Regions from separate parts of the Homo sapiens genome. Here region 2 is linked to region 1. A link is a contact called in ENCODE POLR2A ChIA-PET data. All regions are on one chromosome and are shown on one strand. The core of a region is the stretch at or near the end of the contact, and the rest is flanking DNA. Distances in the headings are between cores, read along the strand shown. Region 1 holds the start of GCC2 (GRIP and coiled-coil domain containing 2). Region 2 overlaps SEPTIN10 (septin 10).

The links. ChIA-PET counts read pairs that join two places held with the same protein, here RNA polymerase II (POLR2A).
Region 2: POLR2A ChIA-PET joins it to region 1 with 12 read pairs in activated CD4-positive, alpha-beta T cell. The contact joins the enhancer-like site here to the promoter of GCC2 in region 1. POLR2A ChIA-PET finds 5 or more read pairs at or near these places in 2 of 52 experiments (activated CD4-positive, alpha-beta T cell and activated T-cell).

What each region holds. Positions count from the first base shown.
Region 1 is chr2:108,445,256-108,452,682 of GRCh38, reverse strand. GCC2 (GRIP and coiled-coil domain containing 2) reads right to left here and starts at 3,477. Exons shown (of 23, transcript NM_181453.4): 1 at 3,403-3,477; 2 at 2,994-3,050; 3 at 1,571-1,655; 4 at 217-284. The coding sequence starts at 3,408. RefSeq lists enhancers at 1,486-1,986, 1,987-2,487, 2,573-3,554, 3,391-3,650, 3,555-4,537.
Region 2 is chr2:109,556,769-109,564,106 of GRCh38, reverse strand. The region is part of intron 8 of SEPTIN10 (septin 10); the gene reads left to right. It also overlaps a transcript of RANBP2 not described here. Among named protein-coding and RNA genes, the nearest start is that of SEPTIN10, 54 kb to the left of the region's middle. RefSeq lists a silencer at 3,708-3,908 and an enhancer at 5,201-5,495. Within about 2 kb of position 5,411, at least 8 of the 41 ENCODE cell types and tissues checked have a DNase peak (open chromatin) inside an H3K27ac peak, as active enhancers do.

The DNA.
Region 1 (7,427 bases), core at 2,228-4,727:
AAGAAAATACGTGGGAAGAGAGTAGAATAATAATTTCAGAACAGAAAGAGACCCAGAGGTCATTAACCCCCTCTTTTTACAGTGAATCAGATAGGTAAAAACAACCAAGGCAGAGAGGAAGTAGAACAGAAACAGAAAGCCAGATAGCCTCTAGCAGACTGACAATCCTCAGGGAAATTTTATTTCTCTTTAGACATTTCCCAACGTAATAATTACCTTAATAATATCACCAGTTCCTTCAGTAACAGGTTTTGATCTGAGTTCTTCAATTTCTTTCTCCAATTCTAAACAATTAAAAAATAAAGGACTCCGGTTCAGAAATAAAGAACATAATTACTGGGAAACTGATAAGTACATTCTCACAAAACCCCCCATAAATCTGCAAATTAGAATATATTTAAGCAGAATAGTATGATTAATCTCTGCACTCATCACTATACTTCAGCATTACATGGCCAATTTTGTTTCCTCCCAACCTGTACTCACTTCCTCCTTCACTGCTTTTCTTATCCATCTGATAATTTTCAAGCATACCCCAGACATCATATTATTTCACCTGTAAGTACATCTTACTGTATAACCTTAAAGCAACAATCACATATTAAGAATAAACGTTATCGAGAACAGCCTGGCCAACATGGTGAAACCTCGTCTCTACTAAAAATACAAAAATTAGCCAGGCATGGTGGTGGGTGCCTGCAGTCCCAGTTACTCGGGAGGCTGAGGCAGGAGAATCGCTTGAACCCGGGAAGGGGAGGTTGCAGTAAGCCGAGATTGCGCCACTGCACTCCAGCCTGGCCAAGAAGAGCGAGACTCCGTCTTGAAAAAAAAAAAAAAAAAAGAGAGAGAGAGAGAAAAGAAACGTTAATCTAAGTGTTTAATTAGCAAATGCCTAGATCTCAGGCCTAGAACTTCTTTCCAAATAAATTATTCTCTTCATTGCAAGGTGATCCAAACTCCCAAGACATACTTTTATCTTTTCTAATAGAAAATAAGTCTTAGCTTTTAGGCTAAGCAGTTAATATTTATAAGTCACTGGAAATTCAAGAGCTCATGTACATATACTAAAAAAAAAAGGTGCTAAGATCTTTTTCCTTCTGGAATAAAAAGAAAACTGAATAGGGAATCAATCAACTTCAGCAGGTAAACATACTTCAATATCTGTAAATGGAAGTCTTTTATTATTTTAATTGAGGAAGCTTTCCATCTCTTTGGGCTTATCTTCTGTCTCTAACATTTCAACTGACTTCTCTTGAAAAAACACTTTACTCAGAACTCAGAAGAATCTAAAGTCTACATGAAGGAAAAACACACTTAACTTACACAAACTTTAAAAATCCTCCTCCCTGACTTTAACAACTCAAAAGTCACTGTGGTTTAGAGATGTGGGAATAATTTAGAAATCAGAGGTAAATTTTTAGAATGTTAAATAACAGATTCTACTACACTAAGGTGTACTTGGAATCACTGGAAAACAAACAAAAACAAGCCAATGCATTATTTTAAAAACTACCATTTTAAACCACGATTAAAGAGACTGTGATCAAGATGAGTATTTTCAACCCAATACCTGTACACCTTGATTTAGCTTTCTGTATTAGCATCATCTGTTTCTTGGCAAACTTGATGAGGTCTTCTTTGGGCAATGTTTCCAGCTGAAAGATGTGGTCATGTTACCAACTTGTTATAACTCATGTTTCTAGTATACCACAAAAAAGAAACAATGTCTGCTAGAAAACAAAAACATTCTACAGAATAAATCTTTATGCCAACCGCATACTTTGTTCCACATTTTTTTTTTGAGACAGAGTCTCGCTCTATTGCCCAGGCCGGAGTGCATGACACGATCTTGGCTCACTTGTAACCTCTGCCTCCCAAGTTCAAGCAATTCTCCTGTCTCAGCCTCCCAAATAGCTGGGATCATAGGCGCCCGCTACCACGTCCGGCTAATTTTTGTATTTTTAGTAGAGACGGGGTTTCACCATGTTGGCCAGGCTGGTCTCAAACTCCTGACCGCAGGTGATCTGCCCGCCTCGGCCTCCCAAAGTGTTGGGATTACAGGCGTGACCCACCGCGCCCGGCCACATTTTTTAAAATCAGCAAATGCAACGTCAATTCTGTAATTGCTATGCAACTACTAAAAATTAGTTATGCAACTACTATGAAACGTAAAAACCAGGCCATATCCTCTTATAGCTAATGTTACAGGTTGACATTGCTAGCTTTTGATTTAATTGTAAAATCAGTAGGTTGGAGCTAATGCTACTTAAAATTCCTTGGAGCTGTAAAATTATTTCATTCTATTCAAGGCTGCAAGTCTTTGGTCACAAGAAAATTTACGCATAATTACAGCAGCAAGATGAACCGGGTAACATTCAGGCTTTAATTAAAAAATTGAGCTTTACCACTTGAGAAAATTGCTTAAGCCTGTGGTCTCAGGTTTCTCATCTGTAAAAGGAGGGTAACAACAGTACCTATCTCATGGTTATCATGAAGCTTAAACGAAGGAACTGAGTGGTTAGGCAAGCGCCAGAAATTTAGCATGCACACAATAAACCTTAGCAATAAACCACTATCATTTAGAATGATTGAATGTTAAACATTGTACAGGGCCATAAAACTGGACTAATTAAACTCTTTGGCAATGTAGAAACTGGAGCCCACAGATCAGAATCCCTTGATTCCTACCCTATGTCACTGCTCCTTCCACTACACCACTATATAAACCTTCTTAGACTGCTTTATGTTCGAAAAATAGCAGGATCTCCCAGCAGTGCTAACCAGGAGCAGGAAGCAAACAAAAAGTCTTTCTATATCGGGGTGGGCGGGGGAGAAACAGGAAATGGGCGATTGCGCACACTAAAATTGAGATCCCTTGGAGCAAGGCTATTAAAAAAAAAAAAATCAGCGCCCCCCCCTTCCCCATGCCAAAGTTTTCCAATTCATCACCCTTCCACTCTTCAGGAAGCCCGCTATTCAAGTATTCTCTTCACCTTAGATTTCCCGGTCCCAGGGGTAGCTGGTGAAGCCACCCCATCTTGAACAAGATCCTGCAAAACAAAATCAAACCCAGGTGTCAGAAGAACTCTTTTCCTAATTCCACACGGAACGCGTAGAACCCTTACAGGGAAAAACCTTCTATGGAATCAAGTGGTGGAAAGCCTCGTGAGACAGAGAATGAGGGCGGACGGAGGCGGTCGCTGTGGCAATTCGTACACAAACGGGCTCTACGGGGCAGGTAACCCCCAGGGATAGAGTTTACGAAAGATGGGGAGGCGACAGCAGCGCGGGCTTCGGGACACCAAGAGGGAGACTACCGCGCCCTCCCATCGGGCCCACTCCCACATCCCAAATCGCGGCGCGGAAGGCTTGATGGGAGGCAGTGGGCCCGACCTGAGTTACCTCCATCTCCGCCAGCCCGCCGCCGGCCCGCAACCAGCCGCCGCCACCGCTGCACTTCTGTTTGCGCCAGCCTCTGACGTAGGCTCTACTGCAGGTCAAAGGTCGCGCTCTCCGGGCGGCCCGCCCCCCACGTCTCCATAGCTACAGCTCGGCAGCACTTCCGCTTCCGTGTCTGCGTCCGGGAGAAGGTTCCCCGTACGGCGCTAAGGGCGGAGTCCGTCTAGACGTTCTACCTGGGGCTCGACCCCTGGGCCTGCAGGTCACGGAGTAGGTGTGGGTCCCGCCACTGCCGGTTATTGGCATGGGAAGGCGGGCCGATTACCCCTTGGGGCCTCGGGCCTCGGTTTCCACGTCTGTAAAATCTTGTGAGAGTGAGGAACATTGGATTGCAGGACAGGTCTCTCAGTCCTCCAAAGGTGTCCGCTAGCCTGCGAGTGCCTGCGGGACCCACAGCTGGTTCCGGGGGGCTCCTTAGGCATTTGTGGCCAGCATGGTGCCCGGGAGCTCCGTGACTCACAGGTCAGGGATGCGGTAGAGGGCTTCCCTGAGGAGGCATTTCTTGACTCTGGAGGCTGTGAGGAGGTCCCTGGACAGCTCTGCCCTGCAGCCGCCCGGTACTGATGGTGATGTGGTGGAGGCAAGATAGTCGGCCAGGGAACTGGGCAGCCGTGGGAGGAGACTCTGTAGAGTAGGGGGCCCGAGGCCACCCTTTCCCGAAGGGCACGCCAGAGAATCTGTGGTCGAATCCCAGAGCTGCTGCTGTGTCCTGATTGGCGGTCCAGTGCTCTGAGAGCCTTTCTGTTAACTGCTGAAGTGGTTTGCTGCGCTTTCACCTTCCCATTAATGTTTTCCATACACTCCCATAACTAAGGTAACCTGAAGATAACCTAGTTTCCTGTAGTTTAAATGGTCAAAAGGTTGAAGAGGCAGCACACAGTATGTATCGAGTAAATGGTAGCTGATTATTACTAGGTAAAAGAAGTGTTATAAACGAGAAAGAACAGCTATTGTGGACATCTACTCTTTGTCTTTGACAGTGTGTATCACCTATGGTGTTTGTAGGATTGGTTCAGGGGTGGTGTGTGACCTAAGATGTACAGTCTCCACGTACAGTAACACACGTGTGTGTGTACACGTGTGTGTGTACACGTGTGTGTGTGCACGTGTGTGTGTGCACGTGTGCGCGCACGTGTGTGTGCACGTGTGTGTACACACATATATGCACACACATGTATACACACACACACACACAATCCCCAAGTATACATTGTTATTAATGGTCCAGATTAATGCCATTCAAAGTAGTTCCCCAAGTTAAGAGCAACTTACGGTAGACTCCTATTTCAATTAATAACTTGAAAAAATCACTTGCAATAAAATAGCAGGTTAACTAGATACTACACACATTCCAATCCTGTAAAAGTTTCTCAGAGAAACACTGTTAGATATAGTTACATTCCAGGAGTTTGGCTACATCAATAGCTACAGAAGAGTTGATGTTCTCACAGTAGAACTCTCTTTTTCTCATACTTGAAATAAAAAAGAACCTTTCTTTTCTTCCTTTGATCTTTCTTCCCTCGCCAGCCCTCCATTGCACTTGGCTGGGTAACAGGGTCCATGAGTTGCAGCTACAGGTAGGGCAGCGTCTCCTGGGAATCCCCAGGGAGATGAGGGTCAGCACACCCCTAAGCTCCAGGTCATCAGCGGCCTCCTCACACAGCTCGAGCTCACCCCCATCTGCCTTCCTGGTTGTCATTGGACAGGAATTTTATTTTCTGAGATGATGGAGGCAGGTATAATGTTCTTGACCATCGGATACCTTCTGTTGTTGTTCCTCTTAAGGAAGAAATCATTTATTTCTTCCTTCACTAGTTATAGTAAGTGCTGAAATCTTCTAAATATATTTATCATCTTTCATACTTTAAAGAATGAATATTTATGAATTGATTGTGAGTACTCTGAGATCTTCTGATATTCATAAACCTATAGGAAAGATCTGCTTTATATTTCACATTCTCTGGACTGCAGATAAGTTCACATTTTAAAGATGTATATTACCTTAATGAGCAGAACTATGACCTGTTTAACGAATATGTTTCTTTCCAATTGTAAAAGTAACACAGGTTCATTGTAGAACACCTGGAAAATATAGGAAAATTCCGAAAAGAAAATAAAAATCACCTTGAATCATTTATGGAAATAGAAAATAGGAACAATGTTAATAACAATGTCAATAATATGTGCTGTGCTGGTCACATTGTATAGTAGATGGAGACTGCTGTATGTTAACCAGCACTACTGAAACATAATATAATTTGAGCAAGTTGCAGGGTCTTGCCTAAGTAAAAATAGCTTCTTTACCAGTTTGGAATGGTGCCAACATGCCATTATCTCCTGAAGAGCCACATTAAAAGGCACCTGTTGCTTAGGGATGGTCCGGAGAGACACCTGATCTTTTTTTGTTAGTTCGCTAGCAAGTTTTATTTCAGAAAAATCAATCCTTGGCTCTTCAGTGCTTTGATTATAACTCTTAAGGTAAGCATGGAAAAACTACATTTACATTGTATTTTTTTTTCTTTCTTCTCCTTTTTTTTTTTTTTTTTTTTTCAGACAGGTCTTGCTTTGTCATCCAGGCTGGAGTGCAGTGGCATGATCTTGGCTCACTGCAACCTCTGCCTCTTGGGTTCAAGTGATTCTCCCGCCTCAGCCTCCCGAGTAGCGGGGACTACAGGCAAGTGCCACCACATCTGGATAATTTTTGTATTTTTAGTAGAGACAAGGTTTCACCATCTTGGCCAGGCTGGTCTTGAACTCCTGACCTCAAGTGATCCACCTGCCTCAGCCTCCCAAAGTGCTAGGATTATAGGCATGAGCCACCACACCCGGCCCATTTATATTGTATTGATGTAGCTAAAAGATAAGTCATATGTTTTAATTTACTTTTAATATACTTACAAGTGAATGTAGTTCTGACCTAACCTATTGCCTCTTATTATACAGGATAAGATAGTGAGCCAGAATGTAAGTTACTTTCTAAGGTTCATAGTATGATTAGGGGTAGAGCCAGTACCAGAACTGAGGATTGTTTTTTTTTTTTTGAGACGGAGTTTCGCTCTTGTTGCCCAGGCTGGAGTGCAATGGCACAATCTCGGGTCACCACAACCTCCGCCTCCCAAGTTCTAGTGATTCTCCTGCCTCACCCTCCTGAGTAGCTGGGATTACAGGCATGCATCACCATGCCCAGCTAATTTTTGTATTTTTAGTAGAGACGGGGTTTCACCATGTTGGTCAGGCTGGTCTCGAACTCCCGACCTTAGGTGATCCGCCTCCCTCGGCCTCCCAAAATGCTGGGATTACAGGTGTGAGCCACCACGCCCGGCCAGAACAGAGGATTCTTGACCCTCAGTGCAATGCTTTCTCCTCCATGACACAAAAATATTATCTATTTGGTATTATACTGTAAAGCCACATCAACATGCTGTAGCTAGCCAGCATTACTTTTTAATTTATAAAGTAAATTTTTATAACAATATTGAAAACAAATGTTCATGAGTCTTAGATGTTCATACTGGTGATGCAGGATTTTTTTGCTCCTTAGCTCAGCTAATCTGGGTTCTTTTCTCATGACCAGGAAGAATTAGGCATGCAGCCACATTGAAGGATGAGGAGAGTGGAATTTATTAAGTGAAAAGAAAGCTCTCAGCAAAGAGAGGGGTCCTGAGAGCAGGTTGTCACCTCCCAAATTGAATACCAGGGCCACCACACATGAGTTGAAGAGGCCAGGCTCCTCCCCTGCATAAGGCGCAAATTCCTGGTGGCTCCACCCTATTCCCCCAGTGCATGTGGGCCTCCAGTCCACTGTGGGCATGCCCAGGCAAGACCCCTGTGCAGGTTCCCTTATCTGCACAAAACATCTGGTGTAAACCCTTGTGTGGCTGGTCAGAGATTCTCTGGGGACCCTTCCCTATCTGCTTAGGCATTTGGCTATCTCCTGCTTCTATCACTGGTGAATTTGGTTTCTGCTT
Region 2 (7,338 bases), core at 4,162-6,661, 1.1 Mb before region 1:
CAGTTCATGCTGACATGAGTAACTGAAGGAAAATACCCTCATTATTTGATTTCTTTTTGTATTTATCTGAGACGATGATATATTTAACTGTTGTCATAAAGGTAAGTTGGAACACAAATCATTTTCTTAGTTTTATTTATTTATTTTTTGTAGAGACAGGGTCTTACTATGTTGCCCAGGCTGGTCTCAAACTCCTGGCCTCAAGTGATCCTCCTACCTCAGCCTCGCAAAGCTTTGGGATTACAAATGTGAGCCTCCATACCAGTCCTCAGGAATCATTTAAAATAAACTAAAACATTTTCTGTTGGTTTTTCTTCTGTAAAGGTTTTGGAATGAGTGAAGCTTAGCAAAACATATTATAAAGGAAGAAGGAGAGTGCTTGTAGGGAGTTGGAGATTAGATTGTTTCTTGCCATATTACAGTGTAGTTATAAGAATTTTAGAATCTGAACCCTTCCTTGCTCAGTAATATAAAGCATTAAAAGTTGTAGAAACTTCCTTGGTAATTTTATATGGTGCTGTATCCCAGACTTTATGCAACTCAAATCCTTAGTGTACTGAATCAGATCAATTTGATGTAGCATTCCAGAACAGTGTTTGCATGCAGGAAAGCGTGAGATCCTTGGGACAAGTGCTATTTTAAACTCTCTTATGAGACTGAGGATTCCTTTTCCATTGCATTGTTTGCATTTGTTATTTCTCTGGTTCTTAGCACCTGCACCAGAGTAAACAAAAGAAAGGGGGAGGAGTGCATCAAATTAGTGCCGCTGTTGCATATAAGCTTTTGGAAGACTTAATCTTAGATGAAGTTAAATTTTTAAATTTCTTCAGTCTATGGAGTTAATTAATGTTTTCACTTCTGGTAGCATAATGAATTAAGAATTGTATATACTTATGGCCGGGTGTGGTGGTTCATGGCCTGTAATCCCAGCACTTTGGGAGGCCAAGGCGGGCAGACCACTTGAGGTTAGGAGTTCAAGACCAGCCTGGCCAACATGGTGAAACCCCGTCTTTACTAAAATTACACAAATTAGCTGGGTATGGTGGCACACTTCTGTAAAACCAGCTACTCAGGAGGCTGAGGTAGGAGAATCACTTGAACCTGGGAGGCAGAGTTTACAGTGAGCTGAGATCGTGCCACTGCACTCCAACCTGGGCAACAGAGCGAGACTCCATCTCAAAGAAAAAAAAAAAAAGCATTGTGTGTACTTAACCCACCCTCACCAAATTCAGGCATAGGATGCTTCTGGTTGTGGGCCAGTCATTCTCGTAAACTGACAATTTTCTCATGATATTGTCTTCACTAAAGATTAATCATCTCGAGTTAGCTTCCCTAGTGTTTCTCAGAGGAGACTCACTTCTCATTTCTTCCAAGTCTCAGGGTCACTTCAGAGGCCTCTGTGCACTGAGGTGGAAGGGGTCCTGAGTAAGAGCGGGCAGGGACAACTTTGAAGTCCTCTCTGAGGAGACAGGCCTAGGTGTCTGGTGGAGTCATCATCAGTCACCTGTGGATGATTAAGAAATGCAGGGTCAGAATTTCCAGGGATGAAGCCTAGAAATCTGCAGTCAGAATTCTTAGTCATTCAGCAAATAGTTTGTCTGCTATCTGCTCAGCCAAATGCTAGTCATTGGGTGTATGTGCACTGTTGGATCAAATAGAGACCCTGCTTGTGTAGAGTCTCTGTTGAGGGGTGGGAGGAGGACCCCTATGTGAAGAAGAGAGTTGGGGGAGGGGGGCAGGTGGAAGTGGGGAGACCAAGTTAGGAGGTTGCCATGGTGGTCCAGGCATGAGAAGATGGAGGCGTGAAAGAGAGGGGTAGTGACAGAGGGGTGAGAAGCATGCTTAAGACATGTATTTTTTTAAATTTAATTTTATTATTATTATTATTATTTTTGAGATAGAGTCTCACTGTGTTGCCCAGGCTGGAGTTCAGTGGCATGATCTCTGCTCACTGCAACCTCTGCCTCCTGGGTTCAAGCGATTCTCATGCCTCAGCCTCCTGAGTAGCTGGGACTATAGGCATGCACCACCACCCCCAGCTAATTTTTGTGTTTTTGTAGTAGAGACAGGGTTTCACCATGTTGGCCAGGCTGGTCTTGAATTCCTGGCCTTGGGGTCAGGAATTCCTGGCCTTGAATTCCTGGGGTCTTGAAACCCCATCTCTACTAAAAATACAAAGTGATCTGCCTGCCTTGGGCTCCTGAAGTGATGGGATTACAGTGATGGATCACACCTGGCTAAGGATATGTAATTTGAAATTAAAGTCCATAGGACCCACTGATAAATTATTTTTGCATATGGGATTTGAAGGAAAGAGAGGGATCAAGGATAACTCAGTCACCACTTTGACCTAGAAAATGGGGTGACTGGTGGTGATCGTTATTGACCTGAGGAGGATGGGAATCAGAGAGTTTAGGGGTGTAGTTGGTAATCCAGAGGTTTTAGAAATGTTACATTTAAGCTGCTTATTAAATATTCAGGTGAAGAGTTTGAGTAGGTTATTAGACACATGATGAATCTGGAGCTAGGGAGAAGTTAGGGCTGCCATAGTAATTTGGGAGTCAGCAGTGAATAATACTGGGTAAAATCTTAAGTATTTTTTTAAAAGGCTCTGCTAAATGCTAGAGATTACTATTATTTTGCATGGAGTTTATGTTCTTGTAGGGGAGTTCAAAAATTAAACACCTAATTGCACAGTACATTGTAGCTGTGATATAAGCACTAAAGGAGAGGCAGACAGTGTAAAATGGGTTGTGTGGGTGGGGGGGTTCCAAATTTAAGCTGGAAAATTCGGGAAGACTTTCTTGAGGCAGTGGCTATTTTGAGCTGTAGTAACTTGGGGAAAACAGAGCAAGACATATACAAAGGGCTGAAGATGGAGAGAGAATGGCATCTGTAAGACTCCGGAAGAAGATCAGTTCACTGCAGTACAGCAGGACAGATGAGGCAGGCCTGGGCTCACGTGAGATGAGAGAAGAGAACAGGCAGGCAGCAGCTGTGGAGGCCCTGGGGAGGATTTTGATCTTTGTCCTAAGGGGAAGGCAACGCTATTTTAGGAATAATATAATATTTGCATTTTAAAAATTATTATTTGCTCTAATGTGAAGGAGGTATTGAAGGGGTGTTCAGAGATGCTTAGGAGAGGCCAGTTAGGAGAGCATTTCTTTGACTAAAGTGAGATCAATGAAAATAAAGAGCTGGACATATTTGAGAGATGACTAGAAGGTAAAATTGGAAGAACTTAGTGGTTGTTTGGATATAATAAAGTGAGAAAGCAGGAGGCTAGAAGGAGACGCCTAGTCTCCTGAATTTATGGTTTCATGGCTAGGTGGATGGTTACTGCATTCATCTAGATAGGTATGGCTGAAGGAGGACTAGCTTTTTTGTGTGTGTGTGAGGCAGCAGTGGTAGGCACAATGGAGGTCACAGTTTGGGACCTGTTGACTTTGAGTTTCCTCTGAAACAGCAAAGTGACAATTACAAGTAAGCACTTTGGGGTATCTTTCTGGAGGTCAGAAAAGCAATGGGCCAAAGAAATAGCTTAAGAGTCATGGGTATTTAAATGATTAATTCTATGTGTGACCAGGGATAAGACTGCCTGTAGAGAGAAATACATCTAGAAAGAAAGGTGACTCAGAAACAGCCTTGAGTCCCTTTAGTATTTGTCAGCTGGAGGAGCAGATAGGAGAGCTTGAGAAGGGAGGAGGAGGAAAACCAGCAGTGTCACGTCTTGGAACTTGACAGAGGGGATCAAGAGAGAGGGAGTCTGCTGCTGTGTCAAAGTTGAGGTCCAGGTTTATGCTGCACAAGTACAGAGGTGCTTCCTTGACAATTCTTGGAGAATAATGAAGACCACTTTGTGTTCAGTTAAAAAAGGCAGTGGTTGGGGCCAGGCCCGGTGGCTCACGCCTGTAATCCCAGCACTTTGGGAGGCTGAGGCGGGCGGATCACGAGGTCAGGAGATCAAGACTATCCTGGCTAACACGGTGAAACCCCATCTCTACTAAAAATACAAAAAATTAGCTGGGCGTGGTGGCGGGCACCTGTAGTCCCGGCTACTTGGGAGGCTGAGGCAGGAGAATGGCGTGAACCTAGGAGGCAGAGCTTGCGGTGAGCCAAGATCATGCCACTGCACTCCAGCCTGGGTGACAGAGCGAGACCCCATCTTAAAAGACAAAAAAAAAAAAAAAAAAAAGGCATTGGTTGGAGGCTACATAGGTCTGGACTTGCAGATTTGAAGGGAAGGCCTGCAACAGGTAGAAACCATTTTTGTTCCAGCTCTGGGAGTGGAATGAATGAACTGAAACCATTGCCAGCCTTTTTTGTTCACTGCTCACAATTCATAGTCCAGGGAAAGAATGTCCAGTAGGCCTGATGTAGGTCATGTTCCCATCTCTTGTTTAGGAGTGAGTGTGAACCTGATTAATTGTCCCACAAGACTGTATCCCATGGGGGAGAGGTAGCCCCCAAAAAGGTAATGAGGATAATGGATACTGGTACCAAGAGGAAAGGACTCAATGATAGGTAGTCAGAAATCATAGATTGCCCATCACATCCATTTGCTGAGCATTTCTTCAGGTTGGGAAGCATCTGATCACTGATCACACAAAGAAGGGGAAATTAGAAAGGGAGATTCTTCAGCTTAGGTCAGGCTACGGACTGGGTGGGAGCAGTGGCTGGAAGAAACTCAGTAAGTTTAGGTCAGGCTACAGAGTGAGTGGGAGCAGTGGCTCACTATTGTCTTCCTAAGAGAGTAGACCTTTCTACTGTATTTCTGGATCACTTGGGTAAAGTTGAGGCAAAATGTCTCTTCTGGTTCTTTGTCATATGTGATTAAATGATTTGATAAGGCTTTTGTAGCTCATTATAGTCTGATGTATTAGGAAGCTTTTATTTTTTATAGTTTCAAGAAGTTATATCTGGCCAGGCGTGGTGGCTTATGCCTGTAATTTCAGTACTTTGGGAGGCCAAGGTGGGTGGATCACCTGAGGTCAGGAGTTCAAGACCAGCCTGGCCAACATGGTGAAACCCTGTCTGTACTAAAAATACAAAAATTAGCCGGGTGTGGTGGCGGACACCTATAAGCCCAGCTATGTGGGAGGCTGAGGCAGGAGAATTGCTTGAACCCAGGAGGTGGAGGCTGCAGTGAGCTGAGATCGCACCACTGCACTCCAGCCTGGGCAACAGAGCGAGACTCCATCTCAAAAAAAAAAAGAATTTATATCTGTTTTCTCGGGAGTCTTTTCCTATTTAATTTGGTAGTTGTTGTAATTTGGTTGGCATGTAAAATCTGTCCCTCAGTATTATATCTATCTAGCAGTAAAGACAAGTTACGCAAACCTGTTGGGTGACCTTTATGTGACTGTACTTCCTGGCCCTCTTTGTTGCCAGAACTTCCGTTTGTTTTTCCACTTACACTTTATTGAATGGGTATGCTGAGTCATGGTGGGTATCCTAATCTACCAGCACCAATCGCAGGCTTGTCACGAGGCCCACGTAAATAGCACTATAGTCATAGTTTAATTAACTGATCTTAACATTTTATATTAATTATTTCAACCATTGGAAACATGCCTTTATAAAACTCTTTAAATCCCCAAGTTTAATAATTAAAGATTAACCTAACTAATCTCTTTCCCACAGTTAATCACCTTTAACTTTTTAGCACAAAATCACTGTCATTGAAGTATTGTGGGACCTGTAGCTTTGAAAGGAAGATGTATGCTTAGTAGTTTAGAGTTGTTTAAGTATTTGACGTAATTTTAGTAAAACTTCATGTCTTTGGAATTCTCAAGAACTAAATAGTTCTTCAGGTAGTCTATAGTAGACTTGGAAAAAGTTCACTAGGCTTATCGGAACTGTACTTGAAACACAAACATGTCCCAATTGAAGGAAAGGACTTTTCTTGATGACATGAGCATCTGAGATTTTTTTCTTTCTTTCTCTTTAGTTTTCAACTTTAAATCAGTGAGATTTGCAACAACAGTAGTATGTTGGCATTAAATATTCATGTCAGGCCAGGTGCAGTCGTTCACGCCTGTAATCCCAACACTATGGGAGGCCAGAAAGGTGGATCACTTAAGCTTTGGAGTTTGAGACCAGCCTAGGTAACATGGCAAAACTCTGTCTCTACAAAGAATACAGAAATTAACCAGCTGTGGTGGCATGCTCATATAGTCCCAGCTACTTGGGTGGTAGAGGCAGGATGATCCAGCCTGGATGACAGTGAGACCCCGTCTCAAAAAAAAAAAAAAAGAAAATTATGACAGCAAGCTACTTTTATGCTAGAAAAGGGAATAGTATAGCAAGAAAATGTTTTTATTTTTATTTAATAAATCTATGATAAGAAACAATGATTGCATTAGTTTTAGAATACTAACTTTATAGACCATTCTCTTTCAGATCTGACTTTCTTTACCACCTTTTGAAAAATAGTACAAGTTTCTTTACTTGAAATTGGCCTTGTAAGTTTACATTGTCAGAAGTTGGAAAGCAGCACGATGAGATGCAAAATATGCAGAAGCAGTCCATTACTTTCTCCTGCTGAGACACCACATTGGGGCAATCTGATTTGTGGTAGTTGGGAATATGGACTTTGGAACAAGTCTAATCTGGTTCAAATCCCAGCTTTTTACTTTTCAGCTATGTTTCTTTGGGCAGATTACTCTCTGTGCTTTAGTTTTCTTATTTAGAATGTCAGGGCTTGTTCTTCAGGGTTGCTGTGGGAATTAAATAGTCAACATAAAGGAGTCCAGAAGAGTACCCTGCCAGTAGCAGATACTCAACAAATGTTAGGTCTCTTCTCTTCACCAGGTAGATATATTTTCCTTGTGAACAACTCAAGTGCTTGTATAGATTAATGAAGCATTGTTTTAAAAAACTTATGTTTGTTATGCATTCAAGATTTTTTTTATAATTTTTTTTAAATTTTTTTTTATTATACTTTAAGTTCTAGGGTACATGTGCACAACGTGCTGGTTTGTTACATATATATACATGTGCCATGTTGGTGTGCTGCACCCATTAACTCATCATTTACATTAGGTATATCTCCTAATGCTATCCCTCCCGCCTCTCCCCACCCCACAACAGGCTCCGGTGTGTGATGTTCCCCTTCCTGTGTCCAAGTGTTCTCATTGTTGAATTCCCATCTATGAGTGAGAACATGCCATGTTTGGTTTTTTTGTCCTTGCGATAGTTTGCTGAGAATGATGATTTCCAGCTTCATCCATGTCCCTACAAAGGACATGAACTCATCATTTTTTATGGCTGCATAGCATTCCACAGTGTATATGTGCCACATTTTCTTAATCCAGTCTGAATTCAAGATATTTTTAC